Linked DNA regions of Mus musculus: regions 2, 3 and 4 are each linked to region 1. The links are chromatin loops, found by intact Hi-C in ENCODE. Cell type or tissue: left cerebral cortex. All regions are shown on one strand. Each heading gives the region's core, and the rest is flanking DNA. Links, peaks and the distances in the headings are about the cores only.

Region 1 (5,824 bases), core at 2,148-4,647:
CCCACCTTTCCTCTGTCCATCTGTCCATGTGCCTTCCTTTATTCCCTCCTTCCCTCTCTTTCCTAGTCTCTCTTTAAGATGGGATCTTACTCTATTCCAGGCTGGCCTCAAACTCACAACGCTCCTTCTGTCTTATTCTTCAGTAAACCATAATGATATAAGTATGTGAAAAAGTCATGAAGAAGGTCATTGTTCAGGGCTGTTGTAGACATGAACTCATAAGCAGCTGTAACTGCATGCGCAAGACCTGCACAAGATCCAAGCCAGCCAATATCGCAGCATGGATGGGGAGGAGCTCACAAAGCCCCACCCCCACCAGAGGCGCTATTGGCAACTGAGAGTTTTTACAGTACACTGTGTTGTCCCTTAAGAATAAAGGTGTGAGAAGGACCAGGGTAATTAGACTGATTAAAAAAAACCAAGCTGGCAGTGGTAAAAACAAAAGTACAAGAAGTTGGTTGGAAAGAGTGGCGGGTAGCACATGGGAGGAGCTGCAGGAGAGGAAGCGAGGGGTATATTTGATCAACATACATTATATGTACATATAAAATTACGTGTTGTTTGTTTCTTTGTTTGTTTTTGAGACAGGATTTCTCTGTGTACATTCCTGGCTTGTTCTGAAACACTCTATAGCCCAGGCCAGCCTCGAACTCACAGATATCTGCCTGCCTCTGCACTCTTGAGTGCTGGGATTAAAGGCATGTGCCGCCGCCACCAGGCTGAAATTCTCAAACAGTGATTTTTTTTTTTTTTTTTTTTAAAGAAAGGCAGGCTGGAGACAGATGGATCAGAGGTTAAGAGCACTGGTTGCTCTTCCAGAGGACCCTGGTTCAATGACCAGCACCCACATGGCAGCAGCTCACAACTGCCTGTAACTCCAGTTCTAGAGGATCTTCCTGCCACCTTCACACAGACATACACCAGTCTGTGCAGGCAAAACATCAATGCATATAAAAATGAATAAATCTTAAAAAAATAGAAAAGCAGAGAAAGTCATTGTGCTAAGAAAAAAACAACTTAAAAAGGTGAGAAAATACGGGTAACCATCAAAGCTGGATATGTGCTTCATTATTAATATTTCATTACTAATATTTTGTGTTTAAAATGTCCACAATGTTTGTTTTTTAATGAGGGGGGGAGGGAGAGAGGGAGAAAGAGAGTGGGGGAAGGGAGACAGGGAGGAAGGGAAAGAGGGGGAGGGAGAGAGGAAGAGAGGGGGAATGAGAGAGGGAGAGGGAGAAGGGAGGGGGAAGGGAGGGGAGAGAGAAAGGGGGAGGGGGGAGAGGGGGAGGGGGAGAGGGATGTGGATCTGGTAGCAGTTGGGGGAGGGAGACAATAACTACAATATATCACACACAAAAAGTCCATTTAACGAAAAAAATGTCCACAATGAAAAGATTTAAAAAAAAAAAAAAAGATGTAAGCCAGTTTTCATGCTCACGCTGTTCAGATGAAAGGGCAGAGTCCTTTCTCCTCTCTGTCCATTGAATGTGTTCCCTGGGCATCCGCTGCAAGAAAACCAACAAAACAGCCCTTATGGCCTGCCCTTGTAGACTTTCCGTCTCTTAAGTCTTTGCTAAAGTTCCCACTCTCTCCATCTGTTTTCCTCCACTTCTGTTATTTTTCATCAAGATGAGCTTCACACATCCCATAGTTATCTTTAAGTGCATGGGTAGAGCATGCAGTGTCATGGACACACTACCCCTAGCATGCCCTGAAACATTTACCACCCAGAAGAAAAGAATCACTATGTTCTTAAGAGGTCACTCCTTCAGTGTCACTCACCCCAGATTGGAGGCTCCACATTCCTGTACCTTTTCTTGCTATATTTTTTGTCTATAGATTCATTTCTATTTTATTATTTCTTACAGCCCAGTACCAAGAGCTAGGTATCTTAGAGTTCTGGAGGCTGGATCCATGAGATCAAGATCACAGGTTGGTTCTTTGTGCAGGCTGGGAAGGACAGTCTGCCCATTCTTCTCCTCTAGCTCCTGACACTTGGCTGGAGACTGAGCCTCATGCATGCTATGCAGTGCTCCCTGAGTCACAGCCACAGTTCTGTTAGTGCTCTGTGGTGCTCCTTAACAGCGTATTGCCCTGATCTTAGACCCCCTCTTCACACGCAGCCCTCCTAGGTCCACGTTCCCCTCATCCACAGAGGCTAAGTTATATCGGATTACAGGCCAGCCACACTCCATTATGATCTGACAGTCTCTTGAGTGTATCTGCGGTGAAATTACTTCCAGATAAAGTTATTGTCTGAGGCACTGGGGGTTTGGATCTCAGAAAATGAATTTGTGGGAAGGGCATAGTTGATATACAGTTTGGTGTATGTCTTAGTAAGGGTTTCTAGTCCTGCACAAAACATCATGACCAAAAAACACATTGTGGAGGAAAGGGTTTATTCACCTTACCCTTCCATGTTGTTGTTCAACACCAAAGGAAGTCAGGACTGGAACTCAAGTAGGTCAGGAAGCAGGAGCTGATGCAGAGACTATGGAGGGATGTTACTTACTGGCTTGTTTCCCCTGGCTTGCTCAGCTTGCTTTTTTATAGAACTCAAGACTACCAGCCCAGGGATGGCACCACCCACTATGGGCCCTTTCAGACTTGATCACTAATTGAGAAAATGCCTTACAGCTAGATCTCATGGAGGGCTTTTTTTTTTTTTTTTTCTCAAGGGAGGCTCCTTTCTCTGTGATAACTCTGGCTTGTGTCAAGTTGATACTCAGAACCAGCCAGGACAGTGTACCACATAGTTTGTCGTGTTTATTATTTATTTCTCTCCAGTTGCTTACCAGTTGCCATGAAGGCAGGGATGGTCTCTCCTCTTCACCTACTTGTGCAATGGCTGAACAACTAAAGACCGGAACAGAACTTCCTAGAAGAAATAGATGTCTGTTGGGGATCCTTCTGAATCACCGGTCATCTAGAACAGAACCTCACACCTGGCAGGAACTTAGTATGTGCCTGTTAGATGGACCGTTGACATTTGGAGTCAGATGGGCGACACTCCGTGACGAGCAGTGTCTACTATAACCAGTTACACAGACAAAGCAAGACATTTTTACTTATAAAAGTCAAGATGTGAGATCTGAAGGAAGTATCAGAGCACATTTGCTTGCGGTGGCTAGTTATGATCTTAAGGGTATACCATACCAGAAAAACTAGAATTGCTACAATAACTCTTCCCTCAAGCTTCCAGAGATAAGATCTTCTACATTTCCACACATGAACCATTCCCTTGCTCTGTGGCACATTTACATCAGTTACATAGTAACCAGCCAAACTTTTTTTTAATGTTACAAAATTTATATTTTTGTAAAATAAACACAGGTAGAATAGCTTAGTTCGTGTACTGTATGCTACAATACAAAAGCCTTCAGTTAACACAGAAAGACATTCCCAGAAAGAGAAAGATGGGAGATGGAGAAGGGGAGGAAAATAGATTGCTAGGTGAAAAGTTTCATATGAAAATGTGGGAAATAGATCAGAGTTCATAAACTATTAAAATGCTTTAGCGAGGCATGCCAATGGGCTCAGCAGACAGCAGGTGGCGCTCTTCCATCTTGGAGCGGCCATCTACCATGGGGGAGGGGGGGGGAGAATGAAAGTAATCTGCACTCTTAGTATTATAATTGGGGCAAATGATACAGACTTCCGGATTCTTTTGTTGTGTGATCATTTTTGTAGCTGTACTTTCACAGTAAGCTAGGCGCAGCCATTCTCTCTCATGATGGAGGTTTAGGAAAAGTAAAGAACAGGATAGATAAAGGTTGAAATGGGTTACAGCTTATTTTAAGAGTTGAGTGTCAGCCGGGCATGGTGGCGCACGCCTTTAATCCCAGCACTTAGGAGGCAGAGGCAGGTGGATTTCTGAGTTCGAGGCCAGCCTGGTCTACAAAGTGAGTTCCAGGACAGCCAGGGCTATACAGAGAAACCCTGTCTCGAAAAACCAAAAAAAAAAAAAAAAAAAAAAAAAAAAAAAAAAAAGAGTTGAGTGTCTGCTTAACTGGTTGGTGCTCACCTCACATCCCTCGGAAGGAGGGCTGGTGCTTACCATACATCCAGTGCAGTTCTATACACTCAGTTAACAAAATTTATAGAGATTCCTATTGTAACAGGGGAAGAATGACAGCAAAAGCATAAAGTTAGAAAACTATGCCCTAGGGGCCGTAGAGATGGATCAGCAGGTTAGGAGAGTGTGTGGCTTTTCCAGAGGACTTGAGTTTGGTTCCCAGCACCCACGTGGGGCAGAGGACCACTGCTGCAGCTCCAGGTCTAGGAATCCAGTGTGCCCTTCTTCTGGTCTCCACAAAAGCACAGCATGCAGAGTGCACAAACTCCTCTCTCTCACTCTTTCTCTCTCTCTCTCTCTCTCTCTCTCTCTCTCTCTCTCTCTCTCTCTCACACACACACACACACACACACACACACACACTTTAAAGGAAAACTAACATCCTTAAAAGAGTGAGAGAAAATAATACAATATATTGAAAAACATTGCCAGTCACAAGTCCCTTCCGGGCACCAGCACCGGGTCACCTTGAGCGTGGAGTCGGTGGACACCCCCAACGTCCCTAGAGGACAGCTTCTGAGGCAGGCCCAGTTTTGGGCTCCAGATATCTGGGCACCTTCCCTGCCAGAGGACAGGTGCCCTCCCTGTCTGGGAGGGCTTTGCCTGAGTACTTGGGGAAGCCATTTTGGTTCCTGGATTCCTCTGAGATTAGTCTGCAAAGGTGAGAGTGTGGACTACAGAAGCTAACAGCTTCTGGGACAGGTCCTATTTCAGGCCTTCATCTTCTGCCAGGAGGCAGGTCCAAACGTCAGATATCTGTGCACCTTCCCTGCAAGAGGAGAGCTTGCCTGCAGAGAGTGCTCAGACCACTGAAACTCAGGAGAGAGCTTGTCTCCCAGGTCTGCTGATAGAGGCTAACAGAATCATGGGAGGAACAAGCTCTAACCAGAGACAACTATAACAACTAACTCCAGAGATTACCAGATGACAAAAGGCAAACGTAAGAATCTCACTAACAGAAACCAAGACCACTCACCATCATCAGAATGCAGCACTCCCACCTCACCCAGTCCTGGGCACCCCAACACACCCGAAAACCTAGACCCGGATTTAAAGGCATATCTCATGATTATGGTAGAGGACATCAAGAAGGACTTTAATAACTCACTTAAAGAAATACAGGAGAACACTGCTAAAGAGTTACAAGTCCTTAAAGAAAAACAGGAAAACACAACCAAACAGATAGAAGTCCTTAAAGAAAAACAGGAAAGCACATCCAAACAGGTGATGGAAATGACCAAAACCATACTAGACCTAAAAAGGGAAGTAGACACAATATAGAAAACCCAAAGTGAGGCAATGTTGGAGATAGAAACCCTAGGAAAGAAATCTGGAACCATAGATACGAGCATCAGCAACAGAATACAAGAGATGGAAGAAAGAATCTCAGGTGCAGAGGATTCCATAGAGAACATCTGCACAACAATCAAAGAAAATGCAAAATGCAAAAAAATCCTAACTCAAAACATCCAGGAAATCCAGGACACAATGAGAAGACCAAACCTATGGATAATAGGAGTAGATGAGGATGAAAATTTTCATCTTAAAGGGCCAGCAAATATCTTCAACAAAATTATAGAAGAAAACTTCCCAAACCTAAAGAAAGAGATGCCCATGAACATACAAGAAGCCTTCAGAACTCAAAATAGACTGGATCAGAAAAGAAATTCCTCCCGACACATAATAATCAGAAAAAAATGCACTAAATAAAGATAGAATATTAAAAGTAATAAGGGACCAAAAAAT
Region 2 (5,824 bases), core at 1,661-4,160, 1.1 Mb after region 1:
CCCTGCCTACATATTTTTAAATGAACATTTCAATTAAATTCATCAAATGTCTTTCACAAATGGTCACTTTGTATAAGCCATGGATTGAAAGGATGAAAATAGTGTGTGTTTTTTCAGGCACTGGATTTATGCCAGAAGAATGTATAATTCAAGTAAGTTGGATGAAAATGATAAGAATTAGTTTTTGAAACACCTGTTAGCTCTCTAGTTAATCATATATTCTCCATAATAACATCCTTCTGGGTTCCTGAAGGCATAATTAACCATATATACATACGTTAAAAGTACAGCATGTTTTGATAGAGGTCTTCATTGTGAATGGACAGACACAATCACATAATTAATATATTTGTGACCTCCCAAAGATGCTATAGTTAGATTTCAATGTACATGCATATATGTACATTTTATATATATACATCATATATATTATATATAATGTAATAAGAAGAGCATATACTCCTTATGAAACTTCAACTATAAATTATAGTATCTAGTACACCCATTAGACATAATATTTTATTTGTGTGCATATGCATGTCTGTGTGGTGGTACATGTGAATATAAGGGCTGATTCCCACAGAGGCGAGCATTGTAAGATACTCCTGGAGCTGAACTTACTAGTGGTTTGTGAGCCGCCTGATAGTGAGTGCTGGAAACCAAATTCATGGCCTCTGCAAGGACATAGTCACTGAGCCATCTCCTGCCCCAGTAATAGCATTTAAAGGCTGATATGTTGGTAAAAATCTCTTGCCTTTTGCCGTTTGTCTGCACACCTGAAGACAATCAGTCACAGTCATGAATTTCTAGAATCAGAATTATAAAGTCCAGTAGGAATAAGAAATGTTTAGTAAAAACTGGACTCTAAAGAGACTTTATTACTATAAACAAAAATAAGTCCATGTCCTTTCCATGAAATGTTATAAAACATATATTAAAATACAATGAGCCTCTTTGGATATTAGTATCATTAACTTTTGTGGAATTTTGCAAACCTTTCCCATATTTAATCTTGCAAATCCCTGTGGCAGTTAAGGTTCCCACCACTGCTTCCTCTTTGTTTCTTCTGTGCAAGTATAATCTAGCTGAGTTACAGAGTATTAAAAACATACTTCCTGATGATGAATCTCTAAATTCTTACAAAGTTTATCTCCAATTTTCTGGATTTTGAGTATATTATTCATGTTAGGTAACATTTACAGAACTAAAGATCACTTTACTAATTGGTGCCATTTGCGAAAATAAACAGGAAAAAATATGTACAGGTTTCAGAACTGTTTTGTGCATATTATGACTACCTTGGAAGATGGGCTGTTTGTCCTGTGTTTTCTCGCACAGAGTGTTCTAGGACAAGCCTGTTTGCCCACTGAATTATGCATTTCTGCCTTCCGTTATTTTGTTCTAAATTAATATCTTCTTTCAGGGACATGGAATCTTATAACGGTGAGCCACTCATTTCTATTGCCAGTCATTACTGTGCCTATCATTAATGAAGCACATCACAGAAGAGCCAGAGATGGAATCTGCCAAAACAAGCCTAAGTCTTCACAGTTGTCAGGGAGTTAATTACTACACACAGAGAGGAGACTAGTCACATTCCTGAGCCACTCCAGAGGAGTCCTTTTACCATATTGCTTCTAGAGAACTGTTCTAACTAATGACAGCATTTCAACTGAAATTTCTGCCATCTAAAACCCTGAAGACATTAAAATAAAGCTGCCTACACTCTAGCTTAGGCCACTTTTACTGTTTCTACCCATGAAGGTCTCTGTTCTCTTCAATAGCCCAAGAAGGTTCCCTTTATTTCTTTACTCTATTTTTCCCACCTTATTTTTATTTGTTCACTCACTTGCCCTCCTCCCAATCACTCCCTCCAACAATCCTTCCTTCTTCTCCCCACTTCTTCTCTGAGAGGGTGGAGATCCCCAGGGTATCGCCCTACCCTGACACATCAAATCTCTGCTGGGCTAGACCCATCCTCTCCTACTAAGGCAAGGCAAGGTAGCCCAGCTACAAGAATATATTCCAAGGACAAGCAACGGCTTTTGTGATAGCCCCTGTTCCAGCTGTTTGGGACCCACATGAAGACCAAGCTACACATCTGTGTGTCAGGGGTGAGGTTGGGGGTGGGGTTAGTGGGGGAAGACCTAAGTCCAGCGTACCTATGCTCTTTGGTTGATAGTTGAGGTTAGTTGACTTTGTTGGTCTTCCTGTGGAGTTCTTATCTCTTTGGGGGCCTGCAATCCTTCCACCAACTCTTCCATAAGAGTCCCCAAGTTCTATCCACTGTTTGACTGTGTCCCTATGAGTCTGGGTAGAGCCTCTCAGAGGATAGCCATGCTAGATTCTGTTATGCAAGCATAACAGAGTATCATTAATAGTGTCAGTGCTTGTCATGGGATGGGAAGGGTAATGGAGTGTGGTCAGGATGGGAAGGTACAGGAGAATGGCCAGATGACCATGAGAATGAATGGAAATCTTCAACTGACAGAGGTGGGGAGGTGGGAAGATCTAGAGGACATGATAGAGAACTGAGACAAGGGAGGCACTCAAGAATAAATGTGGAGTGACCTTTAACTGTGGCTCATAGCAGTCACCAGAAAGAAGTTACCGCCTGTAGCCAGACAGGAACCCCATAGGAGCAATAGGGACACCAAACTAACTACAAAACTTTCAGCCCAAAACTTATCCTGTCTACAGGAAATTCGGGGGCAGAGGATGGAGCAGAGACTGGGGAATTGTCAACCAGTAAGGCCCAACTTGAGACCCATTCCCACTCTCTCTTTTTTTTTAATTTTTTTTATTACATATTTTCCTCAATTACATTTCCAATGCTTTCCCAAAAGCCTCCCACACACACCCCCCCTACTCACACATTCCCATTTTTTGGCCCTGGCGTTCCCCTGTACTGGGGCATATAAAGTTTGCCTGTCCAGTGGGCCTCTCTTTCCAGTGATGGCCGACTAGGCCATCTTTTGATACACAGCTAGAGTCAAGAGCTCCAGGGTACTGGTTAGTTCATAATGTTGCACCTACAGGGTTGCAGATCTCTTTAGCTCCTTGGTCGCTGCTCTGTGATCAGGGCAAAGGCAACTCTCCATTTAATGAGGGATTACTGCCATCTTGTGGCTGTCATGGTGGAAGGCATCTATCCCTAAAGCACCATGGAAGAAGAGAAAGAAAAAAAAAATAAACAACCAATTTGTGTTAGATTTCATCATTCATTCTGTAACTCCAAGTTTTTAAGAAGGACCATAGTCCACATTATCTTAGTGACAGTACTGGGTTGATACCATAACATTTAAGAAGATGAACGCTGCTCTACACTTTCATTAAAATGAAGTTGTAAGATAAAATGTCAACATAAATGTAGTATTAGTCCAAGATATAACTTCGAGTCTACAAAAGATAGACGATTAATAAAATAAGTGGAGATACTAAGAGAATCTCAGCTGCCCATTCTCACTTCAGCCATGTGCTTTCCTCGTCTGCAATGTTAAGAATTGGCAGAGCGTCATTAGCTCCTTAGGTTCAGATATTTCTAACTCTGAGGTGATATATTTGCCACTCATCTCAACAGCCCATGTCAGCACCGGAAATTGGCCAAGACCCACTAATAACCAGAAACAGATTCTGAGGGAACACTTCTCTCAGATCTGTGAGGCACATGTTGTCTTCAATATTCTTTCCTTCGACATGTGACAAACTTGCAAATTCTGCATTTTTACGACTCAGATGGCTGGCTCGGCAAGTGAACGGTGGGGAGTGTATACAATAAACACATGTAGGAGCAGTTTTCTCTGATCTCTAAAGCAAAAACATTATTCCGTTTCTCTGTCAAGATGTGTGAGATGCCACTTGAAGCATAAATTCGCTTTTTGACCAGAAGCTTCAGGGACGAATTATCTGTATGGTTTTGATTGAGAAAGGCAGCGTTCTAAAACACCAATGACTTAAATAACCAGAGATACCAAGAGAACATTTTCTCCCCATATGACATCTTGCTCTGAAATATAAAATCTTAAATGCTAAGTAGAGAACACTCCACCTGGTGGTAGAAGAAAAGGGGTAACAGCTTTCTCAAAAAACCCTCAGGAGGAAAAGATGGAGCGAATTGCAGAACACTCAAGGCAACAAGAGTTAGAGAGTGAGATACTCCCATACACCACTGTGGTTGGCAAGCATCTTTAAAGCAAAATCCAGACAGAATCTGCCTCTCCATAAATCTTTCCACCCCTTTCCATTACTAGTTAGGTATTGTTGGCTCTAAGCCATCTGATTTTACTCTGATTTATTAACTGCTATGCATTATATATGAGATTCGGGTTTGCTGGAGAGTTACCCTTATGGTCATTGTTGCATACAAATCAGCTACTGTTAGAAACGTTTTATGCTGCTGGCACTTCTGTGAGGTGATGGTCTAATGTGTAACTGGGAAAGAAAGCCTTCCTGTTATATTTTCCCACAAATGTTCCTAGAACACACAGTGCAGGCTAAGAACAATGGTCCTTTGTTCTGGTGTAAAATGGAGAAAAAAGTACGCAGAACAATAGATGGGGAGAAAGCAAAACCTGTTGTCTCAATCAGGGCATTGGTATTCTCGAAATCATAGCTACCACCTTGAGCCTTTTTCTCTGGTGATACCAATTGAAGCTTGAAAAAGCGCTAATGCAAGCAAGACCACTTACTCTTAAATGCCGACAACCTGGTAGCTCAGGGGTCGAAGCAGCTCTGCCTCTGAACGGAAAAAAAAGTGTTCCACCCTCTGGCTTTCTGCATTGAGATATTTGATTAACTAAGCAATTTAACTCCAATCTCTCGCCCAGCTCTCAGTACAGTGAGGCTTCCCTTTAGAACTTAGCTTTCAGGAGTGTTTGCCCTAACCCAGTGGTCCTCAACCTTCCTAATGCTATACCCCTTTAATACAAATCTTTATGTTGTGCTGACCCCCAACCATAAAATTATCTTTGCTGCTACTTATAACTGTAACTTCACTACTTTTATGAATCATAATGTAATATTTTTTTTTTGAGATAGAGGGTTGCCAAACATGATTGCGACCCACAGGTTGGGAACTGTTGCCCAAAGCTGATTTTATATATACGTGTGTGTGTGTGTGTGTGTGTGTGTGTGTGTGTGTGTGTGTGTGTGTGTGTGAGTTTATCAAAGGCTTTGGGTTACTTGTGACCAACAGAGTTGACACTAACTTACATCTTTCACGGAAGGGAAAAGCAAGTACCTGGTCGTATTACCTTTTTAAAGGGGAAGCTATTCTTCGCTTCCTTTGAGACAACATCTTACTCCATCCATGCACTGCAGCCCATGTCACTGTGGCAAATTACTAAGTGTTAATTAACACCATTATATTCATAAAAAGTGAATCCAATATTTTGTCTTCTTAGTTTCAGTAAGACTGCCCCAGGTGTACTAAAATCACATCAACTGAGACTTTTGTAAAACAGTTTTAGAATCTAACATATGGATATATGGACCTATAAATAATCTTTTGAGTTTGAATCATCCATGGATGCATTTCCTAAATTTTTGAATGATTGTATTTTCTCTTAATTAATCAAGTATTAATGATTACCTATATAGTCAGCTGCTTAGAAAGCTTTCATTTGTATTTGGTATTAAGACCATTTACTGGACATCTTTTATATAATACTCATAACCTCCAAGCATAACAGAGATGGAGGGATTGTTTGTTGAAAAAGAGATAATGAATCTCTTTAAGCTTCTGGTTTCTACAGAGGTGTTCAATATCGAATGAGTTCTGCCCCCAAGACACCTTGAACTTTGAAGATGACAGCCACAAAGATCT
Region 3 (5,824 bases), core at 2,015-4,514, 270 kb before region 1:
CACCTATATTCACCCTGAACTTATTGCCTCTGATATTTAAAGCTTTTTTAAAAAAGGTTTTCTTTCTAGTAGTTCACTTTTTTGTTTGTTTGTTTGTTTTTTATTTTTGTGTTTTGAGACAGGGTTTCTCTGTATAGCCCTGACTGTCCTGGAACTCACTTTGTAGGCCAGGCTGGCCTTGAACTCAGAAATCCACCTGCCTCTGCCTCCTGAGTGCTGGGATTAAAGGCGTGCACCACCACGCCTGGCTTAGTAGTTCACTTTTCATTGTTGTCTTGGCACCCACTTTTGAGGGATGACATAGCTGTTGTCTTGGCAACCGCTGCTGAGGGAAGACATGGCTGCTGTTTGCCCCCCTTTCAGCTCTCTGAGTGATGTGACAGGCCAAGCTCTCACCTGAAATGATTCTGAGGACCGAGAGCTTTAAGATACTCCACGGTGCTCACCATGAAAGCCTTCCCTGTATAATAAAAGCTACACACAGGGCTAGGGAGAAGGGAGCGTCAGCAAAGTGCTTCCAGCAAAGGAAGGGAACCTGGGTTCAGAGCTCTAGCTCCCATATAAAAACCCAGGTCGGGCAGGGAATGCTTTTACCCCAGCACCGGAGAGGCGGAGACAGGAGAATCCCTGGCGCTTGCTGATCAGTGAGAGACTGTGACCCTAATTATGAGGTGGAAGGTTTGGCCAGTAGGCCCCTTGGACAAATAAATACTCTTTCCACCATGTTGGGGACCCAAGTTCAGTCCCTGAGATCTACATGGCAGAAGGAGAGGACAGACTCGTGCATGCTGTCCTCTGACCTGCACACAGGCTCTGGGGCATCTATACACTTACACTCAGAAAGAAATAAACAAGGGGGCTGGTGAGATGGCTCAGTGGGTAAGAGCACCCGACTGCTCTTCTGAAGGTCCAGAGTTCAAATCCCAGCAACCACATGGTGCCTCACAACCATCTGTAATGAGATCTGACTCCCTCTTCTGGAATGTCTGAAGACAGCTACAGTGTACGTACATATAATAAATAAATAAATCTTTAAAAAAAAAAGAAATAAACAAGGACTTTTAAGAGGTGGAGAACAGAGGACTCAGACACCTGGTATCAAATTCTGGTTTCCAGGTGCACTGCATGCACACCTACACACGGATAGCCACACTCAACCCAAGTGGGCAGGGTTTAATTCAGGGCTACATCCTACTGTTAACTAATTTCACATGTTCAAGGCAATGCGAGGGGCTGCGCCGGTGTGCGCAGACATGTAGGTCTCACATGCCTGGACCTGTGGACCTCAGGAATGGATGTTATGGACTTAAACAATTTTGTGATTTTTGTTAATAATAATGAAAAGAAAGTAAGTTGTTAGAGGAAGAAGAAGCTATATTCTTTGACTGAGTATGGTCTTACATTAAAAATCACATCAGCTTGACAAAAATTGTGGAGATGTTTGGAAATACTAGTAAAAAGGACTCAATTCTAGTAGAACTCTGCTTTTGAGTTTATATTACCATACCATGATTTTGTAACTCAAGATGCTTTCAAGTATAAGATAATAATTCACTTTTAATGAATAGTTAATTAATGTTAGCAATCAAATAGTTTTTATCTACACACTTAATCCTACTATACCAAACACAAAAATTACAAAACTGGGATGTGTCATTGATTGTCTATGGCTTATTTCCTTCATGGTAGTTAGCTTTAGGTCCCTAGATTACTGTTGCAGTATGAAGGGTTTGCATTTTGTCATAGTGCAGTTTTCCCTCCAGTCTGACTCTGCCGGAATTTATTGTTATGCCCCTATGCAGCTGCATCTTCTTCCGTTGTGTTTTAAACACGCTGAACTGGAGCTGGGCAGAGACATAGGAGCACCTGCAGCCCCAGTGCTCAGGAGGTAGTAGTGGGGGAATCAGGAGTTCTAGGTCTTTCCACTCAAGGCCAGCCTGGGTCACAGGAGGCCCTGTCTTTAATTAACAGGCTACAGCTGAAGGCGTCCCTCGCATTTAAGGACCTTTAACCAAAAGCAGTGTTTAAAGTCGCTGGTATCCACAGTCAATGGAGCGTTACTTTATTTTGAATTGATTTGATAAAAATGTGGTTTAACAATTTTCAGCTTCCCTCCATTTGTCCCTTCAGCCTCCCTCACGGCTATGAATTCCACAGCCACAGACCTCAGGGGGTTCCTGCCAGTGCGGGTTCATCAGGGACCCTCCTGAAGCACCCACACACGCCCACTGGTTCCCTATAACTTTGCTGGTCTGGATTCTTGGGACATTCTAACTCTTGAGCTCAGAGGTCTTCATTCTTTCTGATTTGGCTTTGGCCAGACATCCCTCTGATGCGCCTTTGTCAAAGCTGCGACCCCCACAGCAAGCAGGTTGTGAGGTTTCTTGAGGACAGGAGAGGTTGGAGAACACTTTCAGCTCTGCCACTCCTCGCGGCTTTGTGACCACAACTCACTTAAAAGGCTGCTTTACCCTTACTTGGTCTAGAGTGACATCATATTGTTTGACCATGGAAACTCAAATGCATTTATCCAGGGAACCTTCTGTTTGGTTTAGCGAAACTAATTAATAAGTTGAATAATCCAAAAGACTCATGGCCGTGCCCCATGCTCTGAAGGAGCACTGGCCATTTGACTGCCCTGGGCACGGTGCTCAAGACCCCATCACTTGGGTTTGCAAGTGGAGCCCATTAGCATGCAGCAGTTGTTTTTCAAATGACTGTTAGGGATTGTCAATAAATAGCTATAACCAAAATGAGCTAGAATTAAAAATAGACCCCAGGAAGCCTGGGCAGCCTTTAGGCCCCACCTCAGCTCCTGCCTCTCTTCCATGGTCTGCTCAGAGGTGAGGAGAGCAGGATGCCCTGTGAGAAGCAACAGTGCAGCAGACCGCATAGATGTTTTGACATCTGAGAACCACGCGAGTCAGGCCTGCCAGTCATTAACTGTGTGACCGCATACAAATTGTTTAATGCTGAGTCTGTTTCCTTACCTGTATAATAGGGGGCATCTAAAAAAAAAAGTTAAAAAAATAGCGAGTAAAAACCATGTGTAGTGTGGTGTCAGTCATGGTGACTAATAAGTGTTGCTCCTTTACTTTCCTCCGGAGGAAGTGAGTTTCCACTTTCTTACGATGGATAGAACTAGGGAAGAGACTCCAGATCTTCTGGAACGTTCAACAGTGTTCTTCCATGCTTCCCACCTCGGGTCCTTTTAGAATGAAGTGGAGAAGTGGATGGGTTGGTGGAGTCAGGAGAAGGGAATTTTAATGGGATTTTTTTTTTCCAAGTTAATTTTGGTGTGAAGAAAATGCAGTTGTTTCTCAGCATCTAGTTTCTAGAAACAAGCACTTCCAGTAGATGGCAGCATTGCTTCGCTTACTTTTTGAGCATTGCTAGCAAACTGGTGTCTGATAATTAGAGTAACCAGCTCATTGGACAGTGAGGAATTTATAGGCAAATGGCCCTTTGCCTTCAGGAGAGCTCCCCACCTTTTATGTCTCTGGTTGGTTTTTGTTGTTATTGTTTGTTTTGTTTTGTTTTTTCCACATTTTCTCTCTGGCTAGTGGTGAGTTTTACAGAAGCAAACAGCCCCTCCTTAGCCAAGGCCCTGCTTCCAGTGCCGGGCCTGTGTGTGTGCTTCTATTACAGCCTGGGGCTCCACAAGGGTCGCTGTTTCCTAGTTCTCTCCTCTGACCTGGGACTGCTGCGGTCTGGCCAGACACCTGTCTCCAGGTGTCTCCTGGTTTGTGTTGGTTTAGAAAGGGAGCCTCCGCCTTTAATCCCAGCACTTGGGAGGCAGAGGCAGGCGGATTTCTGAGTTCGAGACCAGCCTGGTCTACAGAGTGAGTTCCAGGACAGCCAGGGCTACACAGAGAAACCCTGTCTCGAAAAAAACCAAAAAAAAAAAAAAAAAAGAAAGGGAGCCTCCGTGGGACCTTAGCCCCAGAGTTCATCTGTCATCGGATAGCTCCCGTCGTCCCAAAGGCCGGCTGAGAAAAGGGGAAAGCCCGTGAGTGGTAATATTGTGAGTGTTGATGGTAAATCTGTACTGTCAGCTGACATCACAGGCTCACAAAGCTGCATCTGGAAAGGCACAGGGTTAGAGACAATGCACATTGAGTTTGTAAGAATCGGGCACTGGGGGCCTCTGCTTGACCTCTGTTCCTGTATCCTTGACAGCTGTGTTATTGGCTATTCTGGGGATCGATGCCAGACTCGAGACCTACGATGGTGGGAACTGCGTCATGCTGGCTACGGGCAGAAGCATGACATCATGGTGGTGGCTGTCTGCATGGTGGCACTGGTCCTGCTGCTCGTCTTGGGGATGTGGGGGACTTACTACTACAGGTAACTCTTCTTTACCATGAAACTTGACAGCCTTTCTCTAAGCTCCCCCAGGAAATGCATACTTCCTTGGGATGAACTTGAGCAAAATACTGCATTTAAAAGGAGGAGTGAGCTCTTTTCACAAGCCTGGACTTGGCTGTACAAAAACATCAGTGTTCCTACTTTTCCTTTCCAGTCATTACACATGTGTAAGATCTGTGGTCCTCCGTTTTGGTGATGCTGAGGACTGAGCCCAGGACCTTGCACGTGTGCTGCATCCTCACATCAGATGTGCTTATCTCCCACAATGCACTACTGCAGTCCAGACTCTTCTTTTAGCATCGCATGCCCACATCAACCGGCATAACTATCATTTTTCATGGTTGCCTGCTGATAATTACCCACAATACCTACTTATTGCTAGAGAGAAATCATGATCTTCTCTAACTTGGAAAGAAATTCTGGTCATTGGGTTTTGTTTTCAGTAATTTAAAGTTAGGGGTTTTCAAACCGTGAGACGGTAGCGTACATTTTATGTAAAAGCACTACCTTAGCGTCGGGGAGCAGGCGTCTCAGGGCTCCTGTTCCTTTCCTTTAAAATGATGATGTCACACTGTCATCGGTCGAAACAGCTTAGGAAGTGTTATAATAGTCTGTGCTGTTAAAAACAAAAATCATGGAATCACAAGACTCCTGCTGAAGGGGCTTTATAAAACTGTCCAGTGGCCCACCTAGCTACCAGGTGTCAGCGTTCTGGTGCTATGGAAGGTACCTACTGCCATCACAAGGTAAATATCCAACCACATTTACCAAAGCTGAGCAAGCACTCAAGTTACAACTGTTTCATATCCTGCAAAGTTGAGCATAATCAGCCAGGTGCTCTCCCCAAAGACCCTGCTATATAGCACACTTAGCAGTAAACAGCATTGGCTCTGGAAGCAGCTTGTATAGCTCCGATCCAAGTTAGCACCTAAGCCCCCTGGCGCGCCTTCTCATCTGTGGGCATTGGTTTTCTTTGTTATGAGGTATGGGATGATAATGCTTCTTACAAGAGTTGTTGTGAGGCTGAGTTAGTGTGTGGAGTTTACCATAGGCCTGGTGTAGTGGGTATAACAAACACTGCTGTTGTTTTATATGAATAATAATCTTCCTAATAAGAGGCGTATATATTTAAAAACCTCCATCACTTCTGGGAGACAAGATCCCCAGGGAAACTCTTGAACTTCTAATTGGGTGGCCCATCACTGCACTTTTTAGCCTATTGTTTGGATTCTGTATATTCGTAAAAAGAACTTTAAGTCATCGGCGGCTTGTTCCCCTGGAAAGATAGATGTAAAAAACAAACAAAAGAAAACAACAACAAGAAAACAAGGAAACTCAAAAACCTTCCCCAGTCATAGTGGTGCTTGCCTTTAATCCCAGCACTCAGGAGCAGAGGCAGGAGGAATCTCTGTGAGGCCAGGCTGGTGTAGAGAGTGAGTTCCAGGATAACCAGAGC
Region 4 (5,824 bases), core at 1,508-4,007, 110 kb after region 1:
GTCATACTTTCCCAAGCTTGAGGGCTATTCTTATGCCACAGTAAGAGCGACCCCTACAATGAGAACATGACAAGAAAATCACGACTCTTACCTTGATTTTCAATGAATATATATATATATATATATATATACACTATTCTTTCATACAAATCTTTAAGAAATTTTAATCAAAAAGGCCTCTTTCTTACATGTTAGAATGAAATTTCACTTATTTAAAATTTTGTGCCTCATTTAAATTATAGTAGTAATAAAAATTATATTCAGGTTACAGTTCATTAGCTTGGGAAGCTGTATTCCCTGATAATCGGTGTTTTTCCTGTATGCAGATTTAATGTGGAAGTGTTCAATGTTGCTTCCCTTTGTTGGGTGTTATTTCTAAAATCCAGAGAAAATAGGACAGAAATTCCTGTGACCTGGATAAAAAAATAGAGAGAGAAATTGGTCAATTCCATGTCCTTCTAGCTTATTTAAAATACAAAGGAAGATGGCAAAGGGAAGGTGGAGGAAAAGAGGAAAGGGACATTAGATTGGCCGAGAATCAGACTGTCCTTAAATTGTACATCACTCGGGTTTCTAAGTCTGTGTCCTTGACATGCAAGCTGTCTCTCTGAACTCACATGTTCTGTCTTCTCAGTTCTCATTTAAAGGCTTCACTCTTTTTTTTTCCCTAACACTGTATCCCCCAAATAGGTGCTGTTTATAACCAACGTCATAAATAAAAGATGGGGGAAAGTAATAAAAATGAATTACTGTAAAGAGAAGAAAAGACATAAAACCAGAGAGGCTTGGAATAAAAGAGCAGTCATGTAATCCTTCAGAGAAAAGGGAGGGCTAGGGAGGGACGACACACTGAAGTCTGGAGGCTACAGGAACTTCTCCGTGGGAATGTTGAGAGCATTAGGACTGAGTTTGTGCACAAACGATTTCTGCCTCTCACTCTGAAACATTATTTTTAGCCTTAAAAAACAAAGTCAACCAAAGAAGTTAATTTGGTAAGAGACGCTGTGAACAAGTGGAAAGAATGCATTTCTCACCAGACTGTCTTTTTCCACAGATAAAATTGCTATTCCAGATTTTGGCACCGGCGCCATGGAAAATTGGGGACTTGTCACTTACCGAGAAACAAACCTGCTTTACGACCCCCTACTATCGGCCTCATCTAACCAGCAGAGAGTGGCCAGCGTGGTTGCCCACGAACTTGTACACCAGGTAGAGAGGGCCTCCCTGAAACAAATCCACTTGCTTTTTAAAACTGGCCTCTTTCCACAGCAGTAATACAAAGTGTGGATGACTAACGAAGTGAAACAGACCCACTCAGAACATCCCACGTGAAAGCTAGTCTAAGCCTTCACTAATATTTTACTGCACAGAAACTTTCCAGCGGTTCTCAACCTGTGGATGGTCACCCGGTGGGTGTCAAATGACCCTTTCACAGAGGTTACCTAAGACCATCAGAAAGCACAGATATGTCTATTATGATTAATAGCAGTAGCAAAATTAGAGTTACAAAGTAGGAACAAAAAATAATTTTATGGTTGGGGTCACCACAACGTGTGAAACTGCATTAAAGGGTGGCAGCATTAGGAAGGCTGAGAACCACAGTTTTAGACTGTTTTGCATTTAATAAAAACACAAGAGACCTTCCTATAACATTATATATTCCTTAAATTATATTAATAAACTGGAGAATTTAACATTCCTCAAATCAAGATGAAGTGGGAAATACATGTTAGGTACAATACTGATTGCTTCTGTGTCAGTTACAAATCCACGCCATGAAATTTCCTAGCACCTCCCTACTGCGAGAGTAAGCATCTATTTCCCCGTTGCTTTTCATTTCAGTGGTTTGGAAATACTGTGACCATGGACTGGTGGGACGACTTGTGGCTAAATGAAGGATTTGCTTCGTTCTTCGAGTTCTTGGGAGTAAACCACGCAGAAAAAGACTGGCAGATGGTGAGTCCTAACACAATCTGAATCTGTTTCTTCGTGGAAACCCAACTGAAGCCTTTGACAGAGGTCTAGGATCAGTGTCAAATATCCGTTGTGAAGGTAGTCAGAAGCCAGGAGCCAGGAACTTCCCCTGAGCTGCTCTTTGCCAAGAGCCTTTACCTGGTCATTGAGGCAGTAGGGAGCCATAGACAAACACCTGTCTAGATGGGGGATCAGGGCAGAAAGTGTAAGAAACGCCCACCTTGCATTTCCAGGAAGTAGGGTGTCAGCCCTTCCCAAGTCTTATTTTATAAGCTCTTTGACTTGAGCTGGTTGCTGCAAGGCTGTGATGTGGTGAAAACTTAGCAGTTAGGTGCAAGCTCACATCCTAAATGCATCAGCTCTCAGATGCACAGCAGGAAGCCTGGCCACAAGCGAGGTGCACGCTCTTCTCTGGGTCAGCTCTCCCTTTCATGTCCGATGAGAGCATTGTTCAGTATCAAGTAAGCGTTCAAGTTGTCAAACTGTAGGCTTAGTGAACGTTCTCAGTGTGCTCTCAAGGGACCTGGAATAAAACTTTCCAGGATTGCTACAGAATTTTCTTTAGGAAAATTAAGCCTTTTCTGTTTGTATTTAGATCGTGTAAGTATTCGTCTCTGGCTGAATATATGCATGTGTGTTCACTCCATAGATGTGTATACCTATCTCTGTGTAGATGTAGATTACCATGAAGTATGTAGAATACTGCCCTCTACTGGACTAGTTTGTGACATTGAGTAACTTACCTTGTCTGCATCCCTTTAAAAAGAACTGCCTCGTCCAGTTGTTGTAAAGGCGAACAATAAAGTGTATTTAAAGGGCTTAGTCTCCCACGTGAATTTGATAAAGAAATAACAAGACTGCTCAACTTGGAGTTATTTTTATCTTTCTCTGACTTCTGAAAGTATTTTTAAGTGACCTCTAAACTCCAATGCTTCCTAAGTGTCGCTGAAAAGCTACTAAAGGGCAAATTTAAAAATACAGGAGCACACCATCCAACAGAAGTTTAACTTCCCTGGGGCGCAAGAGTCTATAACAGTTTTCCTTTTTCAACTTTAAAACTTTTTTTTTTCCCTGCCTCCTGCCTCTTCCCCCCATCTCCTCACTGTCCCAACTTTTCCTTCTCAATTTTATGTCCTTACAAAACAAACAGCAAACAAACAAATGAAAATACACTCGGGTGTAGGACCAGCTACTGGAACATGGGGTAGACTTTCCAGGGCCACATTCCTGAAGAAAAATGGAACCCTCCCCTGCATAGCTGCCATCAATGGGGGTGGGGCAGCTCCTAAGCTAGGGGTACATAGCATAAGCTCTCCCCAGTCCAAGCTGGGAAGTTTGGTTGACTTGATCTTGTCCCTGTAGTCCCAGCTGCTGATGTAGGTTAAAAAGTTTTAAGAAGCAATTGTTGTAAATCCTACCCCCCCCCCAGGACTCCCCCTCCCCGCTTGAATCCACAGAGATCTGTCTACCTCTGCCTCCAGAGTGCCGAGATGAAAGGAGTGTGCCATCAGCCTGTCCCTTGGGAAATCTATCTTTTACATTAAATACTTGCATCCCCCCTAACCTTCTTTGAAAGGTGAGGGGAACTGCTCTGCAAAGTTGAGTCTTTAAACAATTTACATCAGGGTTTTTCCACCCGGGAACTATTAACATTTGGGGCAATGCTTTGTTTCATGGGCCTCCCTATGCAGTGCACACTAGCCAGTTCCTGTCACACTCTCTACTGCTAGCTCCCCTGTCCCAGTGGTGACAAAGGCTAGGAATAGAGATAAAAATAAACAAGTAAAAATCTTCAGTTGCCGATCATCATGACAGTAAACATTGATGAATTCGTAATTTTTTGAAAATAAACTACACAACGGGTAAATAATTTTGTCTTTTATTTTTTCTATTAAAGTATTTTGGTGACCTCCCTTTATCAAATTCTGATATTAAACTGTAACATTTGAATAGTCAGTTAAACTCCAATTTTGATGTTTCAAAACACCATTAAGCCCAGCTTGGTTGTAAACGCCAGTGAACCCTGCACTTGGGAGATTGAAGCAACAGAATCAAGAGTTCAAGGCTAGCCTGAGATTCTTAGTGAAGCCCTGACTTAGAAAACCAAGGCTGTGGATGTATCTCAGTGATAGAGTATTTTGCTAGCATGGGCAAAGTCCTAGGCTCAATTCTCAGGACCGGGAAGGGGTGGGGGTGGGATTGGTGTATTCTAGAATTTATTACTCACTCTTTTACCCCTCAGTGGAATATAATCACATAAATAGCTGTAATTTGCCCCCCCTCCCTTCTTCCTATTTATTCATCTTGCATTTACCTAAGAGCAGACAATCAAGTCATTTGATAAAAACATTTATTTAGTCCTCACGGAGTTCCCAGTTTACGGCCTTGTGTGGAAAGGAGTCTGGTAAATAAGTTAGAAAGAAAAATCCCATGAATACCTCTGTGACTTACTTCATCAGTGACAACTTTTTGCTTGAAGAAGATAATAACACTCCCCAATGATGTGAGAGGCAGGGTACATTCAGAAAAACACGGGTTTTTCTTCTCACTTAAACCTCTTGACATGCAAACCGAACCAACCAACCCACCCAACAAACAAAATTCAAGTCAAACTGTGATTGTGGGCATCATCCAACCACAGAACCTTGTCTATTATGAAGGGCAACCATGACACTGGGAAATATAAGTTAACATGACAAGCACCCTTTTTGGAAATATTTTAAGCTAGTAGAAGAACTAAAGTGTTGATGTTTTTTGTTTTTTTGTTTTTTTTTTTTAATTAGTACTAGTTTAACAGGGTGAGTTTGCAGAATCTTCATCCATATGAATCAAAGTAACAATGACAGACAATTTGCAGAGTTCCCCTGCGTACCCAGTACTATGTATCAAGTGCTGCACATGAACTGGAGTTTTGAGTCCTGTGCACAAGTCCAAAGAGGAGGGGCTCTCACTGCTAGTGACCAGGGATCTAGTTTAAGTTATGAATCAAGAAGAGAGAAAGACTGTGCTCTCAGCCAAGGAAGCCCAACCATACTGTGAGGATCATAGCCATGCCTCTCGACTGAGAAAACCTATGGCCAAATCACAATTGATCCCTAGAACTAAAGAATGAGCAAGGGCTTTCTTTGATTGATTAGAAACTGTTCACATTCCAAGGACAAGTAACCGGAAACAACATCTTTGGCCAATTGAGTCTCTACGTCGGTCAATGTTCATGGTGACCCCCAAGAGGGGACATCAGGTTTGGTGCAGTTTAAAGTGCGGAGCAGTGAGAATTACAGAAAGAGGAGAGGAATCAGCGAGGGCACAGGCTTGATCGTACAGCATTCATTTGAAAACCCAGAGACCTTGTTACACCATCTGAGCCATTGCCGCTTCTGTCCCCACCGCTTTGAATCCGTAGCATGTTATGAAATAGAAAGCCGTCCGAGGGAAGTGCTAACTCTCTCTGCTTTCTGTCAGCTCAGTCAGGTGCTGCTTGAAGATGTGTTCCCCGTGCAAGAGGACGACTCCCTGATGTCTTCACATCCAGTGGTCGTCACCGTGTCCACGCCAGCTGAAATAACATCTGTGTTTGATGGGATATCATACAGCAAGGTAGGAGATACACAGCATTGGTTTGGAACATCCTTTGGTTGACCGACTTTTAGTCAAGCTCCTTTACCCGCTAAGCATCCTACCAGTTCTTATCTTGATTTTTTTTTTTTTTTTGGAGAGAAAATATGTCTTACTTTTCTGCTGTGTGGTCAACGAGGACAGCCAACTAACTACATGGGCATTCTAATGGAAGAACACTTTGATGTTTAGAACAAGCATTCAAATGCAGCTTAGTTGAGGGTGAAATCTTCAT

What was found. Hi-C counts contacts between places; a loop is a spot of excess contacts. Peaks named below come from ENCODE experiments on the same cell type or tissue, not always from the same donor. Only the 100,000 strongest peaks of a DNase experiment are listed, where the experiment ranks them.
Region 2: it touches region 1 in a loop (2.3-fold over the local background); 3 of 42 quality-filtered maps call a loop at or near these places.
Region 3: a loop joins it to region 1, with 4 times the contacts of the local background. A loop is called at or near these places in 29 of 42 quality-filtered maps.
Region 4: it touches region 1 in a loop (7-fold over the local background); 35 of 42 quality-filtered maps call a loop at or near these places.

What each region holds. Positions count from the first base shown.
Region 1 is chr3:129,419,799-129,425,622 of GRCm38, reverse strand. Gm35787 (a long non-coding RNA gene) reads right to left here and starts at 2,505. Exons shown (of 5, transcript XR_376058.2): 1 at 2,415-2,505; 2 at 1,442-1,508. In left cerebral cortex, for the core only: a CTCF peak has its summit at 3,525 (motif pointing right); no DNase peak of the experiment used is centred there.
Region 2 is chr3:128,346,610-128,352,433 of GRCm38, reverse strand. No RefSeq gene overlaps it. Among named protein-coding and RNA genes, the nearest start is that of Gm52639, 24 kb to the left of the region's middle. In left cerebral cortex, for the core only: CTCF peaks have their summits at 3,145 (motif pointing left) and 4,066; DNase peaks (open chromatin) are centred at 3,112 and 4,074.
Region 3 is chr3:129,684,708-129,690,531 of GRCm38, reverse strand. It overlaps Egf (epidermal growth factor), which reads left to right. Exons shown (of 24, transcript NM_010113.4): 21 at 4,180-4,347. Among named protein-coding and RNA genes, the nearest start is that of 6330410L21Rik, 66 kb to the left of the region's middle. In left cerebral cortex, for the core only: a CTCF peak has its summit at 3,360 (motif pointing right); a DNase peak (open chromatin) is centred at 3,360.
Region 4 is chr3:129,305,154-129,310,977 of GRCm38, reverse strand. It overlaps Enpep (glutamyl aminopeptidase), which reads left to right. Exons shown (of 20, transcript NM_007934.3): 5 at 1,055-1,209; 6 at 1,843-1,956; 7 at 5,437-5,571. Among named protein-coding and RNA genes, the nearest start is that of Enpep, 25 kb to the left of the region's middle. In left cerebral cortex, for the core only: CTCF peaks have their summits at 1,882 and 2,703 (motif pointing left); DNase peaks (open chromatin) are centred at 1,906 and 2,674.